Linked DNA regions of Mus musculus: region 1 is linked to region 2. A link is a loop called in an ENCODE intact Hi-C map of the cell type or tissue named here. Cell type or tissue: left cerebral cortex. All regions are shown on one strand.

Region 1 (8,000 bases), 460 kb before region 2:
ATGTGGTTGCTGGGATTTGAACTCAGGACCTTCGGAAGAACGGTCAGTGCTCTTAACCACTGAGCCATCTCTCCAGCCCCCATGAATCAAGGTTTCTTTCTTTCTTTTTTTTTTTTTTAAAGATTTATTTATTATTATTATATCTAAGTACACTGTAGCTGTCTTCAGATGTACCAGAAGAGGGCATCAGATCTCATTACAGATGGTTGTAAGCCACCATGTGGTTGCTGGGATTTGAACTCAGGACCTTCGGAAGAGCAGTTGGTGCTCTTAACCACTGAGCCGTCTCTCCAGCCCGAATCAAGGTTTCTATACACAGCTTTGGTGCAGGAAACCACTTTTTCCAGGGTGGGGATGCCCAGTGTCCACTGGAAGCAACATCCCATGATAGGCTTCCTGAGGATGGCTGTCCAGAGGCATGCTTCTACTTCGTGTTTAACCCATTCCTTACCACAGGCATGCTACCTTCCACCCTTCCGTTATCCAGAGTTAGAGAAGCAACCTACACAACCCACAGTGCAAGAGACGTATTCTGTGAATTTTATCTCAATTAAGAACAAGGGGCAGGGGCTGGAGAGTTGGCTCAGAGGTTAATAGGGCTGACTGCTCTTCCAGAGGTCCTGAGTTCAATTCCCAGCAACCACAACCATCTGTAATGAGATCTGACACCCTCTTCTGGTGCATCTAAAGACAGCTATAATTACTCATATATATAAAATAAACAAATAAATCTTAAAAAAAAAAACAAAGAGTGGGGTGGCACACGCCTTTAATCTCAGCACTTCTGAGGCAGAGGCAGTGGTGGGCATATCTGAGTATGTCTTGAGAAATAACCAGTCACGTTCCATGCTGCGAGGTGGGGCTTGCAGTGTGAGTCGGGAGGGGGTAAGGGATTGCACATACACTCTAATTATGCTGTACTTTTGCAGGAACCGGCCGTAGAAGCTTTTGCAAGTCCATGTGACTGGCAGGTGAATAGGTCTCGTACGGTTCAGCGTACTAGTTTCGGGAACCCACCCCCTATTCTCTAATGGGAGCTTCTCAGGTGGCACAGCCATAGCCACTGGAAACTGTGAGAGTCACGCAGCCAGCACAGCTGTTGGACACTGGACACATTTCCAGCAAAGCTGCGACTGTTGTCTTTCGGCCTCTCACTTTTTTTTTTTTTTTTTTTTTTTTTTTTTTTTTTTTTTTTTTTTGGTTTTTCGAGACAGGGTTTCTCTGTATAGCCCTAGCTGTCCTGGAACTCACTTTGTAGACCAGGCTGGCCTCGAACTCAGAAATCCACCTGCCTCTGCCTCCCAAGTGCTGGGATTAAAGGCGTGCGCCACCACGCCCGGCTCGGCCTCTCACTTTTAAACTGTGGTCTCTGCGTGTTGCATTCTTGAGAACTTCCCGCATTATGATTCACTTTATGTCTTTTTTTTTTTTTTGGTTTTTCGAGACAGGGTTTCTCTGTGTAGCCCTGGCTGTCCTGGCACTCGTTCTGTAGACCAGGCTGGCCTCGAACTCAGAAATCCGACTGCCTCTGCCTCCCGAGTGCTGGGATTAAAGGCGTGCGCCACCACACCCGGCTTCACTTTATGTCTTTTTGGCCACTATTTGGAAGGCTTCCTTACGCCCTGGAGATCATTAAGCACATATAAGAACATATGAGGTCATTACTCCAGGATTTTTTGGGGTTTGGGTGTGTGGGGTATCTGCCCCTGAGCAAACTCAAACTACAACTGGTACAGGGTAAACAGACAAATGGCAAACTCTGGATCTGACAAACGGCCTCAAGGTCTGTGTTTATTACAGGCTTAGAGCTCTCAGAATATATGGTTTAAAGATAGGGGGTGATGCAGGGCACGCCCTGGAGGAATAAAACTCAGTTAAATAAGATAGAGTGATTAAGATAAGCCTTCCCTACTTTTAGTGCAGCCTGCGAGACATATTGTAAAAGAAGTCAGGAAGTAGTGTTTGCTATTCAGAAAAAGATGGGCTCAGATATTTTCTGTTTGTATGGAGTGCTTTAAAACTACAAAGACTAGGAAGCTGGAGAGATGGTTCAGTGGTTAGAGCACTGGCTGCTCTTCCAGAGGATCCAGGTTCAATTCCCAGCACTCACATGGCAGCTTGCAACTGTCTGTGACTACACTTCCAGGGGATCTGACATCCTCTCACCTATGCACATAAAAATAAAATAAAATAATAACTTTTAAAAAGCCTACAAGCACAGCCAGCCTATAAAGCAAGCTGTCATATAATAACAAACATGTCCACCTTGGAGGAGACATTCTTTAGTTCTTTAAATTGGAGCTATAGGGTTGACAATAAGAATAAAATCTGTTCTGTTTGTATTTTCTAATTGTAACTGAACTTGTAACCCTGGACGTGTTATAAATAATCAAACACATGATCTATGATCTGTACTTTTTGGTTAATCATTGGTTTGCTTTTGTTCTGTGAAACTTGTATAAATAAAAAAGCCCCTGATTGCTAGTCAGTCAGAGCAGCTAAACTTCCCTGACCATGGCCTGACTCTCTCCCTCTTATGGTCCCCTCTGACTCTTTCTCTCCTCTGCAGGCAGCCTGGGAAGCATGCCCACCCCTGACCCCCACGGCACTCAGGAAACAAACTGGGTTTACCCAGACCATGCCCGCTGGCACTCATGACCAGAGTAGGACAGGACTATAGCCAACCAGTCTAGAGTCAGTGGCCATCCTTGAAGAATTTAAGTTTGAGACAGTCAGACAGTGCCAAGATGGGAGCCGTGGCATATTCGGGAAGCCAGACACACATAAGCACCCGTTGCAGATTCAGACATGATTAGCCTGGCAAAGGCAGCTACAGAGGGCCGAAGGGAGGGGTATGGAGAGAAGGCACTAGTCTGGAGGCTCCTGGACTGTTGAGGCTGTACCTTCTTATCTGTGCCTAGTGAGCACCTCGGGACTTTTCTCACCTTCTGGTATCCCTGCCTCTTCTGGCACAGGCAACCTGGAGTAGGTCAAGTAGAAACCCAGGAGGCCTCCCTACCTAGGTGTCCTTTCAAGAGATGGACTTAGCTTCCCTGTTGGACAGTCCGGAAGATTCTCTACCCCTTCCCCATGCTTGGCCTAGAAGTAGGCCCAAGTCAGCAAAAGCCATTGTCCCACTAAGGTTGCTGACAGTAGGTGAGCTGGGAGTTGCCTGCGGCTGGCATGAGGCTGACACAGGGCTCCCAGGGGCCAGCTTACAGACAGCAGCAGCTTTATGAAAGGGGAAGCCTGAAGCTACCTGCTTTAAGCCAGAGTGCCCTGTTGTCTACTTGGTCAAGCCAGGGATTCCCAGTGCTGCTGAAGTTAATTGAGTTCCTTTCCCGTTATTTGTATCAAAAGTCTCTACGTGACAAGACCCGGGTTTTGTACAATGTTCTGGGATTCAACTCCAAAGAACCCTCCTGTCACAGCCCCCGGGTATCCAGAAGGTAGGTGGTGGTGGTTCCTAGTCAACCACCTTCAGGTAAACCGTTGGTCATTGCTTGTCACATTCCATTACCTAAAAACCTCTCTACTCAGCTGGAGCTGCCCAACGGAAATGCACTGTGACCTTCCATGTGACTTTATTTCCTAGTCACCACATCAGAAAAGCAGTTAGGTAAGTCTTTAGGTTTGGTGGCTCATGCTTGCAATCCCAGCACTGGGGAGGTGGAGGCAGGAGGATTGCATTGAGTTTGAGGCCAGCCAGGGCTACAGAGTGAGTTTCAGGCCAGCCAACACTACTTAGCAAGACCCTATTTCAAAAAAGCAAGCAAGAGAGCAAGCAAACAAAACACAAAAAGTAAGGACGCCAAAATGAAAGCTAAGAGCACATTTACTTAACTCAGTTACCCAAAGTCTATCAGTTCAACGTTCTTCAGGAGTCTCAAGGGAGTGTCAGAGAAGACCTCTCCTCACAGGCTGTCATTTGGAAAAGAGCAGAAAACTGACAGACGAGCCTGTAGTCAGTACTTCTGGATCAAACCAGTGGAAACAAACAAACCGAGCCAGTGCGATTTGGCCCTAAAACGACTTAATACTGAAAGGCACTATATATGTATGAAATCTCTCTCTATATATAGATCTTCAGTACTGCTCATTACTGTGCAAAGTCTGCTATTAGTGACCAGGACAGGAGCCAGAGAAGCCAGACATCCATTGTGTGAACAGTCAGCATCCACAAAGAACGGGAAGCTGGAAGGGGTTTCCTGCAGTGGCTTCTGGGTGGTGGGACTTATGTACAGGACTTTTTAGATCTGTATTTTTCTTAGTAATAAAAAACTACTAAGCTAATGTTTATCAAGTGGGATGTTTACTTTCTTTTTCTCCTATTAAGTCTCTAAAATTGGAATGGCGAGATGGCTCAGAAGGTAAGAGCACTGACGAGTTCAAATCCCAACAACCACATGGTGGCTCACATCCACTCATAATGAGATCTGACACCCTCTTCTGGTGTGTCTGAAGACAGCGACAGTGTACTTATCTATAATAATAAATAAATCTTTTTTTAAAAGTCTCTAAAATTCAACTTATTTTACATATATAGCACCTCTCCATTCTGATGGGCCCACAGATCGCTAGACAGCATCCCTCTCCCCTTTTTGAGGAGGTAAGTGTGGATCAGCACAGGTCTGAAGGCCCTGCAGAGGGCTGGTTTGGCTATTAATTAGCCTCGGCCGGTATTAGCCTCTGATTTGTTTCAAATCATCCTGAACTGGATGTGACTCTGATTCTAACAATAGCCAACAGATGTCACTCCACAGTGTGTGTCTGGGGGTGGGGGGGTGGGGGTGGAGGTGGGGCTGGCAGGCTGAGACTGCGAGGAAGGCACAGTCCATCTAGTTCTGTTTGGATAGTTCCATCTGACTTAGTGTTCTACATGACTGATTTCTAAGCTTTCATGTCACTTCAGGGCGACAGATTTCTCAGACAGGGACACTGAGGGAGATATGCCCCAGGGCAGAATTCATAAATGACCACAGGCTGCACTCGCAGGTGACATTCTATGCCTGACTTTGTGGTCAGAGTTCCCCCAGAGGTCAGGCTGGAGGTGGGCACCAAGGCAGGGCCACCTGTTGAGGGGAGGAGAATGTCAGCCCGCTCTCGGGAGGGGAAGTAGGAAGAAAAGGGCCTCCCTGAACACCTACCCCCACTGCGGAAACAGTGAAAGATGTGACACCGGGCTCTGGGCCTCCCTCGGGTCACTGCTCATCCGCCGTGTGGCTGCCCTGTGTCTTCCGTGTCCCCCCGCCGCGTGGCCCCACTTACATCGTCCATGAGCAGTAGCACGATGTTGGGGGGCTGCGGAGCACCTGCGGCCAAGAGTCCTAGGGCACTCAGTACCAGCAGCAGCTGCTGGGCTGCGGTACAGGCCGCCATAGCAAACCAAGCTCCCGCTGAGGAGTCAAGACCCAGTCCCAAGCCTGCCGCGGTTCCTTTTGGACTGTAGGGCGGGCCCTGGCGGCAGAATGAGAGGAGGGGCAGGGCCACGGAGAAAAGAAGAGGGAGAGGTGGGGCCTAGGCTGTCTGAGTGACAAGGGAGTGGGCTGGGCCTTACGGGAAAGGGGCGGGACCAAGGCCGGACCTGAGAGTCTGGGCGGAGCCATGGTAGAGAGAGGCGGGCTCTGAGCCTCGGTGGGAGGAGAATGGGCGGGGCCTGCCTCCACATCGGGTCACATGATGTGGCGCACAGCCTGCCAATATGGCGGTGTGCATCGCGGTGATCGCCAAGGAGGTGCGTGAGAGGCTGCGGGCGGCGGGCGGCGGGCGGCGGGCGGCGGGCCTCCTTCCAGCCATGGTCTTGATCTTTTCAACTCTGAGCTCCAAGCCTCAGCCAAGCCCTATGATCAGGATCCTTCCGGCTCGCTTTCGCTGACAGCTGACAGCCGTCCGCCGCCAGTTTGCAGGCCTCCGCCTCCGGGTTTTGAGATCCCCCGGGAAGCTTAGCTGGTCGCTGCAGCCTGCCACCCGTCGCTCTACGCGTTCTTTTCACGGCCTCAGCTGCCTTCCGCGTCCGGTCTTTCTGCCCCGCCTTCCGGACCGTCCCCTGGCTGCCCAGCCGGCGCTATTTAAATATAAGCCTGGCGCGGCTCAAGTCAGCCTAGAATCCAAGTGCTTTTCTTTGCCTTAGGATAGTCCCCTTCATGTCTTTTGCACCCTTCTACTCCACCGTGAAGGCCTGCAAACCTCTAGACAGCATCCCTCTCCCCTTTGTACCCTCTATTCCCAACTGTCATCTTGCTGGCCAACATATATATTCATTTCTTTCCGGAAAGCTGTTTATGGATGCTAAGACAGCTCCAGAGGGCCACAATATCCTGTTGCATGAAGCCTGTATCCCTATTAGGCTTTTTCTGAGATCTGCCATTAGGGATTAGACTGCTGTGAAGCTGTCAGTATGAAAGAGGGAGTTATACCCCCAGGAGGCCACCAAAACCAAAACTCATGTCATAGGCAGCTGCTGCTTTGATAAACTCAGGAGGAGGAAGTCCAGTATCTATGCTGAAGGGTCCTGATTTGGAGACTCATTCAATGTCTCGAAGCACTGAGAACAGACCACTACCCTAGTGTGGCACGTTAAGAAATAGCTAGTGCCCCTGCTGTTAGGATGACACTACAGAGTGTGCTGGTGGTTGAGGCAGAGGTGATCCTAGGAAGAGAAGTGTCAGGGTATGTTGTTAGGCTGTGCTCAGGTTGGCATTCCGGAGTCATTTCTGCTCACTTCCTGCCCCTGTGCATTTGTCTCTACTGCTTCCACCCTCCCTTCCTCCTCCTTTCTGGTACAGGTGAGAGAACTAGGGCTTAATGCTGCGACTCAAGCACTCCACTACGGAGTTACATCTCTGGTCCCATATTGCTTTTCTTTTTGGCACTGGGAATTGGACTTAGTGCCCTGTGCATGTCAGGCAAGTGCCACACCACCCAGTTTTATCTTTATAGTCCACTCTCTGCAGACAGTCTTCCTTAGGTTCAGTTATGTCGCTGAAGGCAGCATGCCACAGTGCATTAAGCAGTAGAGAGTCATTGTCAGGCTGAGAGCACACGAGTGCTTTGACTTTGCCCTTAGAGCCCGAACTCACTGGGTGGGCTGCCATCTCTTCCTGCAGAATTACCCTCTGTACATCCGAAGCACTCCGACAGAGAGTGAGCTCAAGTTCCACTACATGGTGCACACGTCTCTGGATGTGGTAGACGAGAAGATCTCTGCCATGGGGAAAGCACTGGTGGACCAGAGGGAGCTGTACCTGGGCCTGCTCTACCCCACCGAGGACTACAAGGTGTATCCACCACTGCTCAGCACCCATCCTGCACTCACGGAGCAGGATCTGGGAGGAAACGCTGGCAAAGAAAACGTGTCAGGGGTTTCAGCTGGTCAGGCAGGCAGGTGGCCCGAAGCTAATGGAAGCCTCTGGACATTGTCTCCCTTTAATTGGAAGAGTCCCTGGAAAAGCAAGTCTGAGCATCCAGGAGGATGCAAGTTGACATAGTGGGAATCTGGGCTTCTCTGGGCTCACTAGAGGCCACCAACTTTGAATCAAGGGCGATTGTTTCATGATACTGTTGTTAGGCTCAGTCTCGTGTGACGCTGTAAATTCTTGGCCATTCCTTTTGGACAAATGATTAAGACCATAGAATCCAAGGACATTCACATGGGGATTAATTGTAGCCTATCCACAGTGACACTGGTGTTGCAGTCACTGTGTTAACACTGATGGCAAAAGTTAACATCCCAAGCCCAGGATCAGTTCAAAAGGAGGCTGGGCTGTTCCCCAGTTCAGGTGCACACCTGCATGGTTCCTGCCAAGCCACCCAAGCCTGGCACTTCCTCTGACTCCAGGTATTAGGCTTCTCTGAAATGAGTGTTCACAAAGGTCTTGCAGGCTCTTGATTGTGATGCGGTGTGTGTCGTATGCAGTCACACAGCCTCTGTGCCAAGGCTTGTTCCTTAACCAGCCGTGCAGATATGGGTATGTGACCAATTCCAAGGTGAAATTTGTCAT
Region 2 (8,000 bases):
TGTCACTGACAGTGAGACCTGCCCGCTCCTGGCAGCACCCACACTACATGTCACTGACAGTGAGACCTGCCCGCCCCTGGCAGCACCCACACTCCATGTCACTGACAGTGAGACCTGCCCGCCCCTGGCAGCACCCACACTGCATGTCACTGGCAGTGAGACCTGCCCGCCCCTGGCAGCACCCCACACTCCATGTCACTGGCAGTGAGACCTGCCCGCCCCTGGCAGCACCCCACACTACATGAAAGTGGGTGATAAAGATTGAAGAACCTCCATACAGTTTGCTTCAAACATGCCAAGCTAGCTCTGCCTCCCTTCAGACAGAATGCTGTCCAAGCTGTGGGCAGACAATGCAGGGAAGTCTACTGCCATGCTTTGCTAAGACAGGGCTAGCAGTCCTTCCTGACTCCTGCTTCACAAAAAGTCTGCCATTTATCCTGGGTCTAAAGCCTAGAGACGGTGCCGCAACACTGCAGAAGTGTGGTGGTGACTGTCCAGGGAGCTAACGACTGCTGTCAGTTCTACAGTTTTGTGAGCTGCTTGCTCTGCACTTCCTGTTTATGTGGCTAATATTCACCTGTCACAGGTTTTTGATGGGGTTGAAGACTAGATAGAGTCTCACCATTAACCTTAAGTTGTTTAGGATTTAAGAAAATGTTTAAAGGTCCAAAAAGATATTTATGGGTTGATAAACCCAAGTTATGATAGGAGATGATTTAAGTAGAGAAGTTTGAACTCACCACGGTGGGGTAGAGAGTGGAATACTTTCTCCAAGTTTGCTAAATGCATTTGGACTGGACATTGTGAATGTAATCTTACCTGATAGTTTTCATAATTCGTTTTTTGTTTGTTTGTTTGTTTGAGACAGGGTTTCTCTATGTAGCCCTGGCTGTCCTGGAACTCATTCTGTAGACCAGGGTGGCCTTGAACTCAGAAATCCGCCTGTCTCTGCCTCCCAAGTGCTGGGATTAAAGGCATAATTGTTCTTATTATATGCAGCTTATTGAAGTTAGAGAAAGAGACTTTTATTGTACTAAAAGGGGGAGATGTAGGGCTAATCTCCTGTGTACTGTGTGGAAGCACCACCTGTCTATACAAAGCCGATGGTCAATAAGCTGAGGCAGGATTAGAAGGCGGGACTTCCAGTGGAGAGAGAGCCAGGCAGGTGGCTTTCTCACCACTGGAACACGGAGGACATGGGCACAAGAAGCTGAGGAGAGGAAGCCAGCCACGAGGTGGAACTCAGGTTAGAATAAACGGGATATTAACTTAAGAGTTAGCTGGGGAACGAGCTAGCTTATGGCCTAGGCATTTATTATTAATGTTAAGCCTTTGAGTTATTTGGGAACTGGGGCACAGGTGGAAAAGCTCGCGGTTATAAGCTGATCTCGTCTCCTTGTGGAAGGAGGCTGGGATGACAGATTTTGCAATGCGTGTGGACTTTCCATCCTTTCTGGAGACTGAATTTACATGGAAGGCTTCCCACCACGCCCTTTGTTCACAGGGCCAGTTCCCTAGCCTGTTTTTAAAAATTGTCTTAAAATATTTTTCATTTTTAGTTGTTTATTTAATCTTGAGGAAACACTTTTCCCAAGATGGGCCGGCTCACTTACACTGAAGACAGTACCCTCTATCCACCTCCAGAGTGCTTGGTGCACAACTGTTACTCCTGGCTCTATTTTTTTCTAAATCTGTAAAATACACTCTTTACTTCAAATGCTAGAGACATGGCTCAGTGGTTTAGAGCACCAGCTGCTCTTCCAGAGGACTTGGGTTTAATTCCCAGCACCCACATGGCATCTCGCAACCATCTGTAACTCCAGTGCCAGGGGATCTGATGCCCTCTTCTAGCCTCCCTAAGCACCAGGCACACACTAGGTGCCTTGCATGCAGGCAAAACATCCACACGTATAGAAATGAACTAAAATATTTACGGAGCGGGAGAGATGGACGCGTGTTGCTTTTTTGGAGGACCCAGATTGATCCCCAGCACCACCCGGGGGTTCACAATCACCTAAAATTCCAGTTCCAGGGCATTCAATGTCACGTTCAGACCTCTGAGGGCACCAGGCTGGCACATATACACTTACATATAAGCAGGTAAAACACTCAGCCCATACAATTAAATGATTTAAACTTTCACTTCTGCGTGGCACGGTGTGTGCATGCCTTTGATCCAGCCCTGAGGGGGCAGGGGCAGGGAGATCTCTTGTGAGTTTGAGACTGGCTAGGACTACATAGTAAGATAATTTTTATTTATTTATTTACTTCAGAGAGTTTGCTTGACATGAAGCCAGGCACCAGTCAGCACCGAGAAGGCTTATTGTTTGAATTATTTAGTGTTAAGGGACTTGGAGAGTACAGAAAGACATGGAGTGGAAGGAAAGGCACCGAGACTGCTTTGGGGGCTTTCTGCAGTTAGACTACCAGGCACCAGCCTGGCATGGACTAGCAGGACTCAGAGCTTCAGTGGCCCTGCCCAGGCCTGGGATTGCAGCTGTCCATGGGTGGGACAGCAAGCTCTCCCTTCTGTCTCTGCACAAATGAACTGTCAAAGCCAAATGGTATGAAGCTCGGGATGACGGGTGCTCCTCAGGGGCAGTGAGTATAATTAAGGGGGCTCTTAATTTGGTCATAAACACAGTCCACAGGAACAAAGAATGCTAGTGGTTGCCTGATGCTAAGGGAGTTGGAGAAATGGGTAGTAGACCACTAATGGCTATAAGGGGGGGAGGGGTCTGGAAAGATGGCTCAGTGGTTAAGAGCACTGTCTGCTCTTCCAGAGGACACGGGTCCAATCACCACTTTAAATGTTTTATTTAATGTGCACTGGTGTTTTGCTTGCATGTATGTCTGTGGGAGGTTGTCGAATCCCCTGGAACTGGAGTTACAGATGGTCATGAGCTGCCATGTGGGTGCTGGGAATTGAACCTGGATCCTCTGGAAGAGCAGCCAGTGCTCTTAACAGCTGAGCCATCTCTCCAGCCCCTCCAGTTCCGACTTTAGGAGCCCCCCTCCCTCCCTCTCTAAGATTGAGGGCACCGTTTTCCTACTCTGTATGTAGCTGCTGCCCTGTGGTCTCACACACCACTGGCTCTAAGTTGATTCTGTAGCCAGCCAGGGGCATCCCCCGGATCTCTGATGTTCAGAAAAACTGGTTCATTCTTGTCAGGCCGGCACACAGGAGACGGAGCTTGAGTTTGAAGCCAGACTGTTGCACAGCGATACTGTATTTAAAAAAACAAATAACCAAAACCAAGAGGCAGGTGGATCTCCGAGTTCGAGGTCAGTCTGGTCTACAGCGAGAGGACAGCTAGCACCACACAGAGAAACAACAAAATAAATACGTACAGGAAGGACGGAAGTGGCCAACAGGAACCACCAAATCGCACCCCAAAGAAAGAGATAACGTGAAAAGCGAATCGTGTATCCACTTGCCAAGTACTGGAAACCGCAACTTGGACTGTTAATAAAACACAAGAGAGAAAAATACCGGGTAACCGTAGCCTGTCTCTACGTGAACCCGCAGGCTGCGGGCTGCTAGCTTTCGCGCTGCGCACCCTGCTGACTCTCGAGGTTTCGCAGCTAACCTTGCGGATACCAGACGGTTCGGACCGCGCAGGCGTCGCCAGGAGCGCGCGACCTTCAACCCCGCGCAAGCGCAAAGGGAGGCCGCCCTCAAAAACCTGACCGTTAGGGCGGCCGGAGCCGCACTGCGCAGGCGCCGCTTTCGGCACCATGGCGGCCGCCTTGCTGCTGCTTCGCGGGCTCCGCCCCGGCCCGGAGCCCCGGCCCCGACGGCTGTGGGGCCTGCTCTCAGGCAGGGGCCCAGGCCTCTCGTCCGGGGCTGGGGCCAGGCGGCCGTACGCGGCCCGCGGGACTCCGGTTGGCCCGGCTGCGGCTGGAGGCCACGCGCCTCAGGTAACCCGCTCGGAGCCCGGCGGCGGCGGGTGTGGCGGGTCGGTCCGCGCCGACCGGAAGTGCGCCTGCACCTCGCTCTTCCGCAGGAGGATGGCTGCTGTGGGCTCCCCGGGACGGGAGGCAGCATCTGCCTCGGGTGGTTCGTCTCTCCCTGGCGTGTGTGAGAGAGACGCCCTGTATCACTGTCCCTGGCGGCTTCAAACTGAGTCCTGGTCACCCGTGCCTTTCCGTCCTCTTCTTTCTGGTCTGGAGGCAGGCGTTCATGTGTACTCGGAGCAGCCCTTGGACTCCCGATCCTTTTGCCCACATAGGTGGTGCACACTTGCAATTTCAGTATTTGCTGGTAGGACGAGGCCAGGAAGATTGTGAATTGGAGACTCAAACTGGGCTGTGGGTGAAAGTTAATTGACTTTTGTTTCTTCGGTTTTTTTGTTTTGTTTTGTGGCTGAGTCCAGTGAAATTCATTGATGGAGTTGATTGACACTTTCCCTTGGCCCCTCCCCTTCTTGGGAGGCAGTTCTAGGATGGAAACCGAGGAGGGAGAGATTCTCAATACACAGTTGAAGATGACTTTGAACTTTTGATGCTCCTGCATCCCCTCCCAAGTGCTGGGATTACATGCATGCGCCACTGTACCCAGTTTTAAGGAGGTACTGGGGATCAAATCCATAGCTTTCTGCATGCTAGGCAAGGACTTTGATTAGGCCTGTGTTGTTGTGGTATATGGTCTTAGTGTTACCTCGGTCTTTTTCTCTTTTTACAGAGTTTGCTATTGCGAATACTGACCCCTAGCTTTGAAGGTATTAGCGGATTGTTACTGAAACAGCATATAGTTCCAAATGCAGTCAGACTGTGGCCGCTTTCAGGTGTGTATGCATTGCATGGTCCATTACTGAGGGACACAGGTTTTACTGTAGTCCTATAAGAGCATAGTGGAAGAGGACAAAACCAAACAAACCAGGTCTTACATGCCTGTAATCTCAGCACTAAAACAGGGGCTGCCAGTTGGAGGTCAGGCAGAACTAGCTAGTGAAACCCTGCTGGCCCCCTGCTCACCCCCACCCCCCACCCAAAAAAACAAAAGGTTTTATGTTGTCTGAGAGCACAGCACTTGCTGCAGTGAGCAGGGCTCGCTGTGATGTTCAGTAGAGTAGCCTAGGAGCAGAAGGCCATGCTGTGTGTGCAGCAGCATCCACCATCTCAGGCTGTGTGCATGCACTCTAGTCTAAGAGTGGAGGCTCCTTGGCAGGTGACAAGTGACATAGGAGAACGTCACTAGTTAGACACTGACCAGAAGACTAGGAACACCCAGCCACTAAGAGTACCTTTGATTCTTTTAAAAAACAAAACACCTGAACTTGTGACCCTCTTCAGTCCTGAGGTTACAGGTATGTACCACTCTGTCCAGTGTTATGTGAAGCTAGGGATTGAACTCAGGACTTTGGGCATGGTAAGCAAGTACTCTAACAACTAAGCTATATTTTCATTGTAACCTTTGGTTCTTTGTGCTGTGAGCTATGTTAGCCCTGTTATGGATAATCTGAAGTGAAATGTATAGCTAGGGGCTGTGAGCACTCCTTGATCATCCTGCCTGTCCCTTCCCAATGGGAGCACGTGAGACCCCACTCCTCACCTGGGGGTTGCAGACTGGTTTGTTTGGTTTTGTTTTCTTGAAACAAGGCATTAATTTGCAGTCCAGCCTGGCCTTGAACTTAGAATCCTCCTGTTCTCACCCTCCAGGTGCTGGGATTACAGGTATGTGCTACCAGGCCTAGACTTCTCTTTGCTCACTTTAAGTGTTTTATTTTGTTTCCCCGCCCCCCACCCCGTGTGTGTGTGTGTGTGTGTGTGTGTGTGTGTGTGTGTGTCAGAGAGAGACACAGAGACAGAGACAGACAGAGACACAGAGAGAGAGACAGAGAGAGAGAGAGACAGACAGACAGAAAGAGAGAGAGAGCGTGAGCACACAGAGTGCAGGGATACTCCCTGTGGGTTCTAGGAATTAAATTGAGGTCATGAAGCTTGGCAGAAAGTCCCTCTGCATCTTGAACCATGTTATTAGCCCTCATTTACAAAATCTAAGTGGTGTGGCCTAGTGAGATGGCTCAGCAGTTAAGAGCTACTTTTCCAGAGGAACCAGGTTTGGTTCCCAGAACCCATATGGCAGCTCACAACCATCTGTAATGCCTACTCCAGAGGATCCAACCCCTTTTTCTGGCCTTCACGAGTGCTGCACACACAGTATACAGCCGTACGTGCAAAACACCCACATATGAAAATCACTTTATCTTAAAAAATAAATAAAACATTAAGTTCCATTGTTGTTGCTGTTGTTCTTTCTGGATTGCTTTTTAAAACAAACAAGTTATTTAATTATTAGGAGACAGGGTTTCTCTGTGTAGCCCTGGCTGTTCTGGAACTCTGTAGACCAGGCTGTCCTCAAACTCAGGTCTTGCCTCTGCCCCCCAATGCTGGGATTAAAATTCTACAGACCCTCTGCTTTAGCTCAAAGGACATTCGGGTTTGTTGCCCAGTTGGAATGAGGAACAGTGGAATGCCTCGACCCTAACTTGAAGGGAACAGCCTGTGTTGGCAGTGGGCTCACCTGCTGAGTTTCATTTGAATTTCTTCCCCTGCTCTGTGACTGATGTAAATCGGACACATAATACACCTCTCCTGCCAGAACTTCAGTGTTGACTTCTAGCGGGAGGAAGGCAGTTTTGCTTCTGATTGTTTGTTTTTGAGTCAGGGTTTCTTATGTAGCCCTGGCTGCCCTAGAACTCACTCTGTAGACCAGGCTGGCCTTGAACTCACAGAGATCTGCCTGCCTCTGCCTTCCAAGTGCTGGGATTGAAGGCGTGTGATACCACACCTGACAAGCTGCTAAAGTCTTTATGAAGAAAACTAGACTTGGGGCTGGAACTGTGGCTCATAGGTTAAGAACATCTACTCCTCTCCAGAAGAGCTGAGTTTAGTTCCCAGCACCCACTTGGGGCAGCTCACAACAGTCTGGGACTCTGGATTCTGACTTCCATAGGAATAGGCGTGTATGATACACATACAAGCAGGCAGGCGAAACACTCAGAAAAAAAATTGGTTTTAGTTTTTTTAATCAATTTTTAATTTTTTGTTCATTTGGGTTGTTTTTTTTTTTTTTTTATCTGGAATGGGGTTTCTCTATCTCCTTGGCTGTCCTGGGACTTGCTTTGTAGACCAGGCTGGCCTCAAACTCAAGAGATCTGCCTGCCTCTGAGTCCCAAGTGCTAAAAGCATATGCTACCACACCTGGCTAAAACTATTTATTTATTTTAAGAAGAAACAGACTTGATGCCGTGGTGACTTTTCTCTCTGATCTGTTGAGACTTTGGACAAACCCAGGCCTTTCCTGGTGTGCGTGCCACCTTCTGCCAGCCTGTCCTTGGCAATGGCAAGGGGGCTGCTGCTGTTACCACAGATGCCAACACCATTGTGTCATGTATCTGTATAAACTCAAAGCAGATTTACATCATTCTCTGTTCACGCATGATATTTTCAAACTTATGTCTGTAACTTGTGTGTGTGTGTGTTTAGGGATTAAACCCAGCACGTATTCTACCACTGACCTACATCCTGTAATTTTTTTTTCTCTCAGAGAAGACAATTTTAAAAAAATATTTTTTGTTTTTGTTTCCTTTTTGGAGACAGTCTCTTTTTTTTTGTTTGTTTGTTTTTTGTTTTGTTTTTTTTTTTTTTTTGAGACAGGGTTTCTCTGTGTAGCCCTGGCTGTCCTGGAAGTCACTCTGTAGGCCAGGCTGGCCTCGAACTCAGAAATTTGCCTGTCTCTGCCTCCCAAGTGCTGGGATTAAAGGCATGCACCACCACTGCCCGGCTGGAGACAGTCTCATGTAGCTCAGTACAACTTATTTTGTAGCCCACATGGCCTTGAATTTAAGCCTCAGTCTCTGCCTCAGCCCTCAGAGTGCTATGTTACAGGCATGGGTTACTGTACCTGGCTAGCCAGCTTGTTGTTTTATCGTAAAACATTTTCTAGGCTTACTTATTTTACGTATGTAAGTGTTTTTGCCTCTATGTTTGTGTGT

Evidence for each region. Hi-C counts contacts between places; a loop is a spot of excess contacts. Peaks named below come from ENCODE experiments on the same cell type or tissue, not always from the same donor. Only the 100,000 strongest peaks of a DNase experiment are listed, where the experiment ranks them.
Region 1: a loop joins it to region 2, with 3 times the contacts of the local background. A loop is called at or near these places in 4 of 42 quality-filtered maps.

Annotation. Positions count from the first base shown.
Region 1 is chr8:122,605,960-122,613,959 of GRCm38, forward strand. It overlaps Galns (galactosamine (N-acetyl)-6-sulfate sulfatase), which reads right to left and starts at 5,528. Exons shown (of 14, transcript NM_016722.4): 1 at 5,269-5,528. The coding sequence starts at 5,379. It overlaps Trappc2l (trafficking protein particle complex 2-like), which reads left to right and starts at 5,667. Exons shown (of 5, transcript NM_021502.2): 1 at 5,667-5,734; 2 at 7,107-7,279; 3 at 7,962-8,000. The coding sequence starts at 5,702. In left cerebral cortex, CTCF peaks have their summits at 164 (motif pointing right), 4,438 (motif pointing left) and 5,445; DNase peaks (open chromatin) are centred at 5,578 and 5,943; H3K4me3 peaks cover 1,849 bases; H3K27ac peaks cover 1,531 bases.
Region 2 is chr8:123,061,789-123,069,788 of GRCm38, forward strand. Spg7 (SPG7, paraplegin matrix AAA peptidase subunit) reads left to right here and starts at 3,720. Exons shown (of 17, transcript NM_153176.5): 1 at 3,720-3,921; 2 at 4,685-4,787. The coding sequence starts at 3,739. In left cerebral cortex, CTCF peaks have their summits at 3,571 and 4,712; DNase peaks (open chromatin) are centred at 2,917, 3,651 and 3,956; H3K4me3 peaks cover 2,465 bases; H3K27ac peaks cover 1,878 bases.